Linked DNA regions of Homo sapiens: region 2 is linked to region 1. A link is a loop called in an ENCODE intact Hi-C map of the cell type or tissue named here. Cell type or tissue: PC-3. All regions are shown on one strand. Links, peaks and the distances in the headings refer to the core of each region. The heading gives the core; the rest is flanking DNA.

Evidence for each region. Peaks named below come from ENCODE experiments on the same cell type or tissue, not always from the same donor. Only the 100,000 strongest peaks of a DNase experiment are listed, where the experiment ranks them.
Region 2: a loop joins it to region 1, with 2.2 times the contacts of the local background. A loop is called at or near these places in 1 of 110 quality-filtered maps.

Annotation. Positions count from the first base shown.
Region 1 is chr11:103,526,599-103,533,786 of GRCh38, reverse strand. No RefSeq gene overlaps it. Among named protein-coding and RNA genes, the nearest start is that of MIR4693, 320 kb to the left of the region's middle. In PC-3, for the core only: no CTCF peak of the experiment used is centred there; DNase peaks (open chromatin) are centred at 1,436, 4,366 and 5,546; H3K27ac peaks cover 2,331 bases.
Region 2 is chr11:103,462,292-103,467,291 of GRCh38, reverse strand. The region is part of intron 87 of DYNC2H1 (dynein cytoplasmic 2 heavy chain 1); the gene reads right to left. Among named protein-coding and RNA genes, the nearest start is that of DYNC2H1, 360 kb to the right of the region's middle. In PC-3, for the core only: a CTCF peak has its summit at 2,669; no DNase peak of the experiment used is centred there.

The DNA.
Region 1 (7,188 bases), core at 1,336-6,335:
TAATAAGGCTAGAAAGGTGGGTATGGATATGTGACTGAGATAAAATGTAACATTTGGCCAGGTACAGTGGCTCATGCTTGTGCACTGTGGGAGGCTGAGGCAGGTGGATCACTTGAGGCTAAGAGTTCGAGACCAGCCTGGCCAACATGGTGATAACCTGTCTCTATGTAAAATACAAAAACTAGCCAGGCATGGTGGTGCATGCCTGTAATCCCAACTACTTGGAAGGCTGAGGCATGAGAAAGGCTTGAACCCGGGATGCAGAGGTTGCAGTCAGCCAAGATCACACCACTGCTCTCCAGCTTGGGTGACAGAGTCTCACTCTATCTCAAAAAAACCACAAAAAAACAAAAAAGTAATACTTGAGATGCAACCACACATAGAGGGGAGGAAGGAAATGTGCTTGGTGGGATAGTATTTCTATTGGAAATCAGCAAAGGGATGAAAGAGGGCAGTTATAGAAGTTGATACATAAGAAAAGTCAGAAGCCAGAATGAGGAGGGCTTTGAATGCCACAAAAAGAGGTCTGTACTTAACTCATTAGACAGTAGGAAGTCATGAATAGTTTCTAAGTGGGAAAAGAACATGATAAAAGCCATGATCGGAAAGTTGAGTCCAGTGACCATTTAGGAGGTTATTGCAAGAATCTAGAAAAATAGAAAAGAGGTCTGAACCAAAGTGAGAAATGTGGGGATAGAGAAGGGGAATAAAGCTCTGGAGGAATGAGTGGAACCAGGGCTGCCTGAGGGCAAGGATCCTGCCAATTTGTCTGAATGTGTCGATGGCTGGGGAAATAGTAGGTATTTAACAAATGTTTGTTGAATGAAGAAAAGAGGAAAAGAGGGGAAAAAAATGAAAAAATAATATCTAGAAGTAGTAAGATGTGTGGTGAACTGTTACATGGGACAATTCAAAATTAGGGTGGAAGTTTTCCTACATGCTAGGGAAGAAAATGTTCATGCAATTTCTTGCATCGATCCATGTTTAAAATGTGTGTGTTTCTGTGTGTGCACACAAGTGCACTGAATGCAGAAATTGGTTTGTAATAACTAGCGAATGAAATCTTGTAAATGGTGACTCCGAAATCATCCCTATAAACTCTGCATTGACATCTACTGCATTTTTCAAAGATGATGTCAGAGCCACTTACTCCTAATCTTGGAATGCAACATTCACCAATTTTATTTCCTGTCCCAATTCCAAGACCAAACCTTCAGAGAAAAAGGAATTATTTTTCCTATGGAATTTACCAGCCAGTGCCACTCAGATTGCAGAATTATAAAAAAGGAAGACCTAGAACTTCAATTCTATACTTTTGTAGTTTTGCAAGCATGAATAAATCACTTATTTTCCTCCTCTATAAAATGGAAATAACCCCTGCCTTGCAGAGTTGTTGTGAGAACAGAATAGAATGATGCTGTAAGGGAAACAAGTGAGATGACCAAGACTTACAATATCGTTCCCCACACCAGGCCTTGTTCTGTGTTGTCCATATGCTGACTCATGATCCTAGGTTAGGTGCTGTTATCTTCCCATTCTACATTTTAAAAAGCTTTATAGTAAGTAAAAATGCTTAATGGCTCTGATGATTATTTTTCTTATAAACTTTATCCCCTAAGATAGGTAGACCTTTAGTTTTGCTGCCATTCTATTGTATCACCACACTCTCCCACCCCTCTGAATATAGTGTAACATGGGGCAAGAGAATGTCTTACAATTGCTTTAGTACAAGACTTTAATAACTAAAACAAAACAAAATATAAAAATTTAAAAATCCTAAAAGCACCCTACAGTTATCCCTCCTGTGGTTACCGTAGAGTCCATTTTCCTGAGTCTAATCTCTTTTAAATAGAAAGAGGATGTGAGGCTCAAAGAGATTTATAGGGGTATTGTAGTTTTGATGTAATATTAAGAATATTTTATTCCTAGAATTGCAGGGTCAAAGAGGACAGATTTGCTGAGAATAACTTCCCCTCAAAAGAAAATCACCAGGAGCAGAGAGACAACTAGATTATTCTTCCCAAGAATAATCTAGGACCTCTTTCTGGTCCTGATAATAATCCAGGACCTCTTTCTGGTCCTGATCCTGATGCCCTGGGTGAGCCCAGGAGGGCTCAGCAGAGAAGAAGGGGGCTGGCAACCAGAATGAATAGCTATGTTCTCACAAACCTGCAGACACGATTTCCTGGGAAGACAAAAGTGATGATCCAAGACTGCTACAGCCATGATAGGAGATGAAAGTACGAAGTGTGGAGGGATGGAGAGCTGGCTTAGAGCAGGAGGGAGACACCAGAAGGTTCCTGAGCCCTAGGACAGGAAAGATTCTTACCCACTCTTGGGTGACTGTGAGTGATCTGAGGATGATGCTGATGTGAAACTGAAGTCCCACGGATTTGACACTTAAACCTCTTTCTAAAATTTTGGGCTTGTGCCTTGTAGCTCAGGTATCCAGTGCAGTACCTACACTTTTCCATAAAAGGGACCTCAGTTTTTTGCACCAAAAATGACTTGGTTATAGACAGAGAAGGAGAGAAGGAGATATGGAATGATGTGCTGAAAACATGGCCCTTGCTGCATTTAGCTTCTCACCCCACATCCTCTCCTGTTTTCTTCTGGTTCTGATGACCAGATCCCCTACCTCAGAGATTATGCCTCCCCCATACCTGAGGCAAGCTCCCAACCACAGGGACTGGATTCTTAGCATTGAGGCTCCACCTCAATGCTTTTGGAGGAAAGCATTGACAGGGACCACACAGGCTCTGCCTTTGAAAAGCTTATAAAAGTCCTATGCTAGTGGAAAAGTAAAATGAGCATTTGACTGGGAGAGGGCCTAGATTCTGGTCCTCATCCTGATGCTTTCTAGAAATTGGCTTGGAATCATTTATTTAACATCTTCAAACCTCAGTCTCCTGGTTTTAAAGGGGGTAATTGATCACGCATCATAGGTTTATTAAGAAAATAATACCAATAGAACATGTATATAAAACTTATTCTGTGCCAGGCTCTGTTCTAAGTGCTTTATATACAAATAATTGGATCCTTAAACAATCCTATCATATAGGTACTATTATTATCCCCATTTTGTAGATAAGAAAACTGAGGTACATAGAGGATCGGTAACTTGTACAAAGTGACAAGCTGATAAGGGACAGAGCCGGGACTTGAATCCAGATTGCTTACCTGGAGAGTGGGTCTACCACTGAAACCTGTAAAATGCTATTCAAATCAGGCATCATTGTTTCCACAAACTGGGATGCAGAAGAGTGGATGGATGTTAAAGGACTGAGTAAGAACTAACTAGCACAAGCTCACATTGGCATATGATGACACGCTCACATCCTGAGGAGACGCTACACACATTTTCACATTTCCTAGTAGATAAGAGAAGTGGAGACATTTCGAGAGGACTTTCCTTGTATAAAGCCATCTTTGGCAAAAGCAATCTCAGGTACCTTAGTATTTGCCTCCTAGGCTCTTTTCTCAAATAGTTTTCCTGCTGTGGAAATAGTACTTTAAAGCTGCTATTTAATATCTGCTATCCAAGTAGAAAGAGCATGAGCACTTTCACTGATGTGTTCTTCAGTAGTTTTCAGGCTCCTTTTCTACAATAGGTGCTCAGAAAATCAATTTGGAATGAGGCTAAGAAGGCAATTCTTTAAAGCCCAGGAAGGCATTGGCAGGACAGAGAATCTGAAACAAACAAAGCCTTGGTAAGTTTATCATCAGTCAAGACACTCAGGACTTGTTCATAAGTGGGTTACAAAGCAAAGCAAAAGTTTCTGAGTAAAACTCTACTGGTGAATCCACGTACACCTCATCTGAGTCCTTCTATATTCAATCATAACTTTAAATTTTGGTTAGATTATGTTTAAGCAATTGAAAAAGCGTTGTGGGGACTATGTTTACAGGGTAATATGCATTTACTTTATGAGGAAGATGAAATATTTGCAAATATTAGACAAGATTATCAGGAATGTCTATGTGTACCATTTTTGTAAGTAAAGTTTTACCTAGGGTAAACTTTAATCAGACCATGATTTTTGCTGTTTTCCCAAAATACACACACACACACACACACACACACACACACACAAATCTTTGTATGACGTGTCAGGGGAGGGATAGATGGTGCTGGGTGGTGAAGGCTTGATAGATTTTCTGCTATACGTGTCAGTGAGGAGTAGACTCATTCTCCTTTCCTGTCACATTGTTTGAAACAAAATGTTTCTCCCCCAAACATATGACTCCAATAACCTTGGTGGCAGCTTTGCCAGTTCTGATGGAACAAGAGGCCGTGAACACTTGATCCTACAGATTTGCTTGTCATCTCTGCCATTGAGTCATGCTAGCCCCATTACTAGGCTGCAGAAATCTGTCATTTACTAATCTGCTTGGAATGTCAAGGAAAGCAGAGCTGAAGCTTTGATGGGTGAATCTCCTGTCCTGGATACTCTCTGCTGGGCTCAGAAGAATGCCAAAAGAGCTGGCAGCTGAGTGGAGTTTTGATTAACTGTACTGGTGTGTACCCACTCAAGCGTCAGTGAGATTGGTTATTGTCAGTCAGCTGTCTCCTGAGTGCTGAATTCTCATTTAAGCTTTTGTATTTAACGGGAAACTCACAGTTCTCTCACTCTGGAGTTTTAAATGAAGTTCAAATCAGATGTAATTTGCAGTTTTATAAAAGCTATGCAATATTTTCTGTCTCTGTAAGTAGCTCAGAAATGGAATTGCCTTTAATGATTATAACTTCTTATTCTCAAATTTGCATTAATGCATGTTCCCTAACAAGACAAAAACATTTCCCCACCAAGCACATCCATATGAGGGGTATGCTTATGCATATTAGTGTTCCCAGGTACAAAGCTGCTTCATTTCAGCTGCCATGACTTGACTTTCATTGTTTTAAGGGCAATTTGAATGCATGGGATTCACTGGAACACAGATGCACTCTCCTCATCTTTCAAAACAATCAGCAGTTAGATTACAACAGGCTTTGATTAATGCAGGGCTTGCATGAGAATGCAAGCCAACGTGTGTCTAATTGTTTAGCAACAAACATAGGCCCCCATTTAATGCTCTGGAAATTAGCACTCTCTTTAAGAGCCAAATCAAATATTGTATTCTGGCTCTGCAGACCACAGGCATCTAACAGTCCGCAGGTACTACTGTTGTCCTCTAGAATAACTGTGCTGGTTTAGTATACAAAGACTTTTGGTTAGGGGAGTCTGGATTTTCAGCAAGGTCTTTAAAAAGTGTGCAGTGTTGCTAGTCCTTTACATACGCTGGAATTTAATGTCGGTACCACTTAACATCAGATCTTCATCTGGGTAGAACAATTTCTGTAGGAAAGACATGGTAACAGAATACCAAAATCTGAACTTAGGTTAAGAGCAAAGAAATACGTTTAACCTGTTTTGTGTTTTGTTTTGTTCTGTTTTGAACATGTCTCCATATTTAAGTGTCTGGCTTAAATGTTTTGACACCCTCTTACTGAAAAACTGGACTTTCCTGATACTCCTGAAAACCGACACCACCCCATTTCAACATAAAGGGTCCCTGTTGCACAATGGCTGACGTGAGAAGTCAAATAAATATCATAAGCATCTAGGAGGGATCACTCAGGAAAAAAAGAAGTCACATTAGTTATTGTAATAAAAATAACAATAAAAAATGGATTAAACAGGTATTGGAGAACTGAAACAGTTAAAAAAAGAAAAAAAAAGACAGAACAGAAACAGTGACTACCAAAGGCAGCTACCATTCCATAGAGCCAGGGGAACTAAGGGAAGAGGTTGGCCTTATTTGAACCTACACCTATTAGTTTGAGCCAGGGCCAGCTTCACGGCTGCGCAACCTATGCAGTCACATGGCACCCTGTGCACAGAAGGGTCTGGCTTATGTTCTGCTTTCACTGTCTGATGAACAATTTTTGAACAAGGGACCCTCATTTTTCATTTCACACCGTTATGGAACTGGTCCTGGTTTGAATCATATGAAATGTCTCTGTTTTTAGATCAAGATGTTCAACTACCAGCAATGTTATATGGTAAATAATAAAAGCTTATAGAGGGGTTGTGTGGAACTGAAGCTCAAAATGCTAGGAGAAGGGTGCTGGCTAGCTAGTGCCGTGGGGTCCCTGAGAATGATTCCAGGAGTATGAATATAAAAGGGAGATCCGAAGTCAACTGTCGCTGCCAGAAAACAGAAGCACTGACGAGTTGACACAACAGGAAGCAAACAGGAACATGTGTGTCTCTTATGTCTCCCTCTGTGTCCTTTCATTTGTAAAACTGAGTAGAGACCCTCCTGGAAAAGCAGAAAAAGCTTTGCAGAAGCTCAGGTCCAGCTTCAATAAGCAGAAAATAGAAGGGTGGGCCTGAAGCCTGCTATAGACTGAATGTTCATGTCCCTCCACTCACAAAATTTGTTTTTAAAATCCTACCACCCAAGATGATGGTATTAAGAGGTGGGGCCTTTGGCAGGTGAGTAGGTTATTGGGGTGGAGCCCTCATAAATGGATCTAGTGGATTTTTTTTTTTACTTCAACTCTCTTATAAAAGAGACCCTAGAGAGCTTCCTTACCCTTTCCGCCATGTTGAGGACACAGCAAGAAGATGGTGCTCTACGAATCAGGAGATGGGTGCTTGTTATACACCAATTCTGTAGGCATCTTCGTCTTTTACTTTTCAGCCTCCAGAACAGTAAGAAACTCATTATTTATAAGCCATCCAGCCTATGGTATTTCTCTTATAGCAGTACAAATGAACTAAGACAGTCTGGAGACAATAGCTTAAATATGAACACAAGGGACACTAAGCCAGTGAGGGTAAGTGGTTCCTGTGATATCAGAATTAAAAGAATAAATATAACAAAAATGTTAAAAAAAAAAAAAACCTTTAATGTGATACAAATAGAGTACATAAAATCGTTTCTCTGAAGTTTCAACATATTTTTGGATATAAAAAATCAAGAGGGCCGGGCGTGGTGGCTCATGCCTGTAATCCCAGCACTTTGGGAGGCCGAGGCGGGCAGATCACGAGCTCAGGAGATCGAGACCATCCTGGCTAACACGGTGAAACCCCGTCTCTACTAAAAATACAAAAAATGAGCCGGGCGTGGTGGCGGGCGCCTGTAGTCCCAGCTACCAGGGAGGCTGAGGCAGGAGAATGGCGTGAACCCAGGAGGCGG
Region 2 (5,000 bases), core at 1-5,000, 65 kb after region 1:
TAGTAAAAGAGCTGGGATGATAATATAATTATTTAATACTTAAATATTCTTTCTACTATATGACTAATGGGATATACAGGTCACTTGAAGAGTTTTGAAAATATTCTGGCCTGAATTTAGTTTTATCTGTATCTATAAACAATAAATAGTATTGTTTTTCATGTTTCCAATCTCTATATAAAGGGTAACATGCAACCTACTCTTTTCCTTCATTATTGGTTTTAAGGTGCATCCATTTTGTTCTTTCATTTCCAACAGCTGCACATTTCATTTTGTTAATATACAACAATTTATCCATTTTTCTGCTGGTGAATATTTCCAACTGTTTACCATTATTAAAAAAACACCTCAATAACCATGCTGTGTACTTCCTTATACACATTTGCATGAATTTCTCTAGGTAGGTTGAAGGTGTGGTCAATCTCAATTTTACCTAATATTGACAAATTATTCCCCAAAGTAACTCTATCAATCTATACTCTTACTTGTCATATATAAGAATTTACATTATGCTACAATCTTGCCAATACTTGGTCTGTTGAGACTTAAAAATTCTGTCAATCTGATGAGCATGAAATGGAATCAAATTTTGGTCTTAATTTCATTTCCTAGTTACTAGTAAGAACAAGTACTTTTCCTTATGTTTATTAGCCATTCAGGTTTCCTCTTCATCTAAGTTGCCTATTAAAATCTTTTGCCCACCTCCACCTTTTCCTTACTATGGACATTTTCTTTAAAAGATTGATCTATAAACATCCTTTATCTGTTTTAAGTACTAATCCTTTGTCAGTTATACAAGATACTAGTATCTTTTCCTAGTCTGTGGCCTGTGTTTTCACTTTCTATGGTATCTTTAATTTCAGGGTAGCAAATTTATCAGCTTTTTCCTTTAAGACTTTTACTTCTTTTGTGTCTAAAGAAATCCTGAGTAGATATTTTCCTGTGTTTTGTTTCTAAAAGTCTTCTCTTTCAGTTTTATTTCTGTAACTTTTTAAACCTTCAGAGTCAATTTTTATTTGTAATATAAAGTATGGATCAAATTTTATCATTTTCTAAATGAGTGAGCAATTGTTTCAGAATTATTTATCAAATAGTCCTTCCAAGCCCCTAATTTGTAACCAACTCCACTTTTGTCATGTGTCAAGTTTCCATACTGGCATAAGTTTGTTTCTGGACTGTTTTTTTTGTGTTACATTAGTCTGTCGTTCCCTAAACCAGCACCATACTGTCTCAACTGCCATTGCTTAATAATGATAACAATAATAATAGTGTGACACAGTGAAAAATATGGTCAAACATTCCTCTCCTCCTAATATGCACCCCTTTGCCAAGTAAGCTTGGCTGCTGCTTCCTTCAGGACGTGGAGTTTCTTTTCTACCCCTTGAACTTGGGCTGGTCTTTTAAATTGCTTTGACCAATAGAATGTGGTAGGACTTTAAGCAACTTCTGAAGCTAGGCTTTAAAAGGCTCTGCCTTCTAGAAATGCTGCACTGAAACCACCATATAAGGAAGCTCTCCTAGTCTACTACAGTATGAGAGGGCATGTGAAGGACTGAGGTACCTCAGTATGAGGTACCTACAGTATGAGAGGGCATGTGAAGGACTGAGCTAGCACCAGTTGCCATATATATGAATGAGGCCAGCATGGACCTTCCCTTCTAACTGATCTAGCCGAATGCAGATGCAGAGTGGGTCTGAGTAAATCAGCAAAGGATCTACTAGGCAACCCACAGAATTGTGAGAAAATAATAAATTGGTATTCTAAGCCACTAAGTTTTGAGCTAGTTTGAGCAAATGCTAACTCAAACTCATGTGCCACAGATTAAAAAAAAAAACAAAACACACTTTGGGATACTGGTTGAAATTGCATTAAATTTTAAAATTTGATTTTGGAAAGTCTGACATTTTTTAAGTATTTACTCTTGTGATATGTAAACAGGACATTTTCACCATTAAGTTCTTCTTTCTTGTATTTTTCCACTTCTCAAATTATCTGCGTGATCACGACTGAAATGTATATCTTTAAGTAACATTTAACTGGATTTTATTTTTTCCCCAGTCTGATAATCTCTCTTAATTGGTAGGATTAATATGTTTACAATAGTCATATATTTGGTATTATTCCCATTTTATATTTTTTTCTCTTTACCTTTTTTTGCTTTTTCTCCTTTTCTGCTATGGATTGTATATCCATTTTAGTGTTTTACCATCTACTTTTAAATGCGTAATTAAGTGTAAAACTTTCTAATAAATTCTTAAAGTATTCAGTACTGAACATAGTATGAATTTTAACACATTATATCTAATTGAATTATTGCTGTTTAGATTTTCAGCTTAAGCATAACATATTTTACAGTCAATATTTAAGCTACTTAAATTTAAGTTAAATTACACACTAAAATTATTTTGTTAATTTGGGGTTCACTGTTGTTTTAGGTGTTCATTACTTTCTCTCTGGCTTTACTTTTTGCAGAAGTACATGTTTCAATATTGCTTTCATTGAGGCTGTATGTGAGTGGTGAATTCTTGTGGTCTTTGGGTTCCTAAAGTCTCTTATTGCTTTCATTATTGAATTATTTTAGATGGCAATAAAGTTTAACAATTATTTTTCTTCATCAATTTGAATATATTATTTTACTGTCTTCTGACATCTAGTGTTGTGAATGAGAAGTCCGCTGTCAACATGGTGATTACTTTGGAAGAAAATCTGATGTTTTATCTGGTAACTTTGAAGATTTTCCTCTTTAATTTACTTTTGTTTATTATTTTTGGTACTTTGCAGATGCTTTTCATCCAAGAACTCATCATTCTCCAATTCTGGAAAATTCCTGAATTAGTTTTTCAAATTTCTCTTCTCTGTCATTCTCTCTGTTTTATACTTCTAGAAATCCTTTTAGAAATAGGTTGGAGTATCTGAAACTATTGTTTTTGTCTCATAACATAACCAATTTATCATGTCTTCTTCAATCATATCTAATGTATAGTTTGTCTATCAATTTTTTCATTTAAAGACTACATTTTTCATTTCTGACATTACTTTCAACTATAACTGTATTATCTTTCCCTGTTTCTCTCCAGAAGTTCTTGTTATTTTGTACTGCAAGTTATTCCTTCATGTATCTGTTCAAGGAAACTAAAATAGTTAACTTTTTTGTCAGATTTTTCTATAAAATTAACAACTAATTGACTAGCTGTTTCATCTGAATGATTTTGTTAGTTTTCCTTTTTGGATTAGATTTTTTTTCCCATTTACTTTGGATTTTGGATTCTAGGTTCATCTTGAGCAGTATTTTCCCTCCATAGACCTCTGTACTGTCCCTTCCATATCTACATACATACGATATTTATAATGCCAGTTTGGGGGTTCTGTTCTGGCAATGTTGGGATACTGCAGATCTCGTGGATAGGTAGTGAGATTCAGCATCTAAGGAGTCAGGCTATTTCTTTGTCTTTCAGCTTTCTTAAGCCTACAGATTTCTATAATGCCATAAACTCAATCAGTGATTCTGCAACAGCTTTATTTTGTTTGTTTGGTTATTTGCGGCAGGGTCTCACTCCCATTGCCCAGGCTGGAATACAGTGGCATGATCATGACTCACTGCAGCCTTGATCTCCTGGACTCAGGTGATTCTCCCACCTCAGCCTCTTGAGTAGCTGGGATGACAGGCATGCACCACCAGGCCTGGCTAATTTTTTGTATTTGTAGTAGAAACAGGGTTCTTCCATGTTGCTCAGGCTGGTCTTAAACACCTGGGCTCAAGCGATCTGCTTGCCTCAGCCTCCCAAAGTGCTGGGATTACAGGCATGAGCCACTGCTCCAGGCCTGCAACAGCTTTATTCAGTCTCTTTTTATTGGGGAGATGGAGAGCCTAACCTCAGAACTGGATTCGACCAGCAACAAGCCTGGTTATAGTCCTATGTAACATTTAGCACTACTAATTCCTTTTACTTTAAAAAAGCCATGCTTCATTGCTTCCTAATTCTGGACTTATAGCTCAATCTATCTGTATTTCCGGCCCTACTTATAATTTTATTTTCTGTCCTGTTTCTGACACAATGTAATACTTATCTTGTATTTCAAGCCAGCTAAGGTTTGTGATTTCCTTTTTTTATATTTTACCAATCATTAGTATATATTTAGATAAGAGTGGATGAATCACAATCTCCCTGGGCCATCTTCAGCGGTTCTCAGTTGTTTACAATATATTGAAAGAAAAATAAGGTTTGTACTATATGTGTTAGGTCCATTTAACTGCAAACATAATTTTTGAGAACGAATCACCATAAAATATTATACTGATCTGCATGATTGTTTCATAGGTTTATTCACTTACTGAAAATTCATAAAGCTGTACTCTGAAATTTGTACATTTTTGTGTATGACGCTACACTTCACTATTAAGGTTTACCCCCTCCTCATAAAAGCAAAAAGAAAGATATACAGGTCAACATTAAGAGGCGTCACATATATGCCAAAGACCAGAGACAACTGCACATGAAAAATAAAATAAATGCAATTTACTGAAACATTAGATATACAAGAAGCTCACAATGATACTTAAAGAGAAAATGTCACTGGACACTGCTGGAAACTATCAACAGCATCTTTTGAATATTCCCAGTTTAAATGAAAAAATTAGGTATTCTTTATTTTCAACAAAAAATGTATTTCATAATATCCAGGTAACTAAATAGACCTAATTGAAGCCTCTTTGCAGAAGAATTTTAGCTAATAAATGTGGAAGGAATAACAAAATTAGAAAAATCAGTGTGCAACCGTAGTTATCCAAGCAATGATCTATTAGATGAAATACTGATGAGAAACTTTACATGAGGAATGAGGCTGTCACTGCCTGTACACATGAATCAATGTTAGCATGACTAAAAACAAGAAAACAACACGTGTGTGCCTTATGATACAATGTAAAATGAAGAACACAGTGCCACTTATGAAGTATTTTTGTTGCCCCTCCACACAAAAAAAAATCAATGTAATTAGA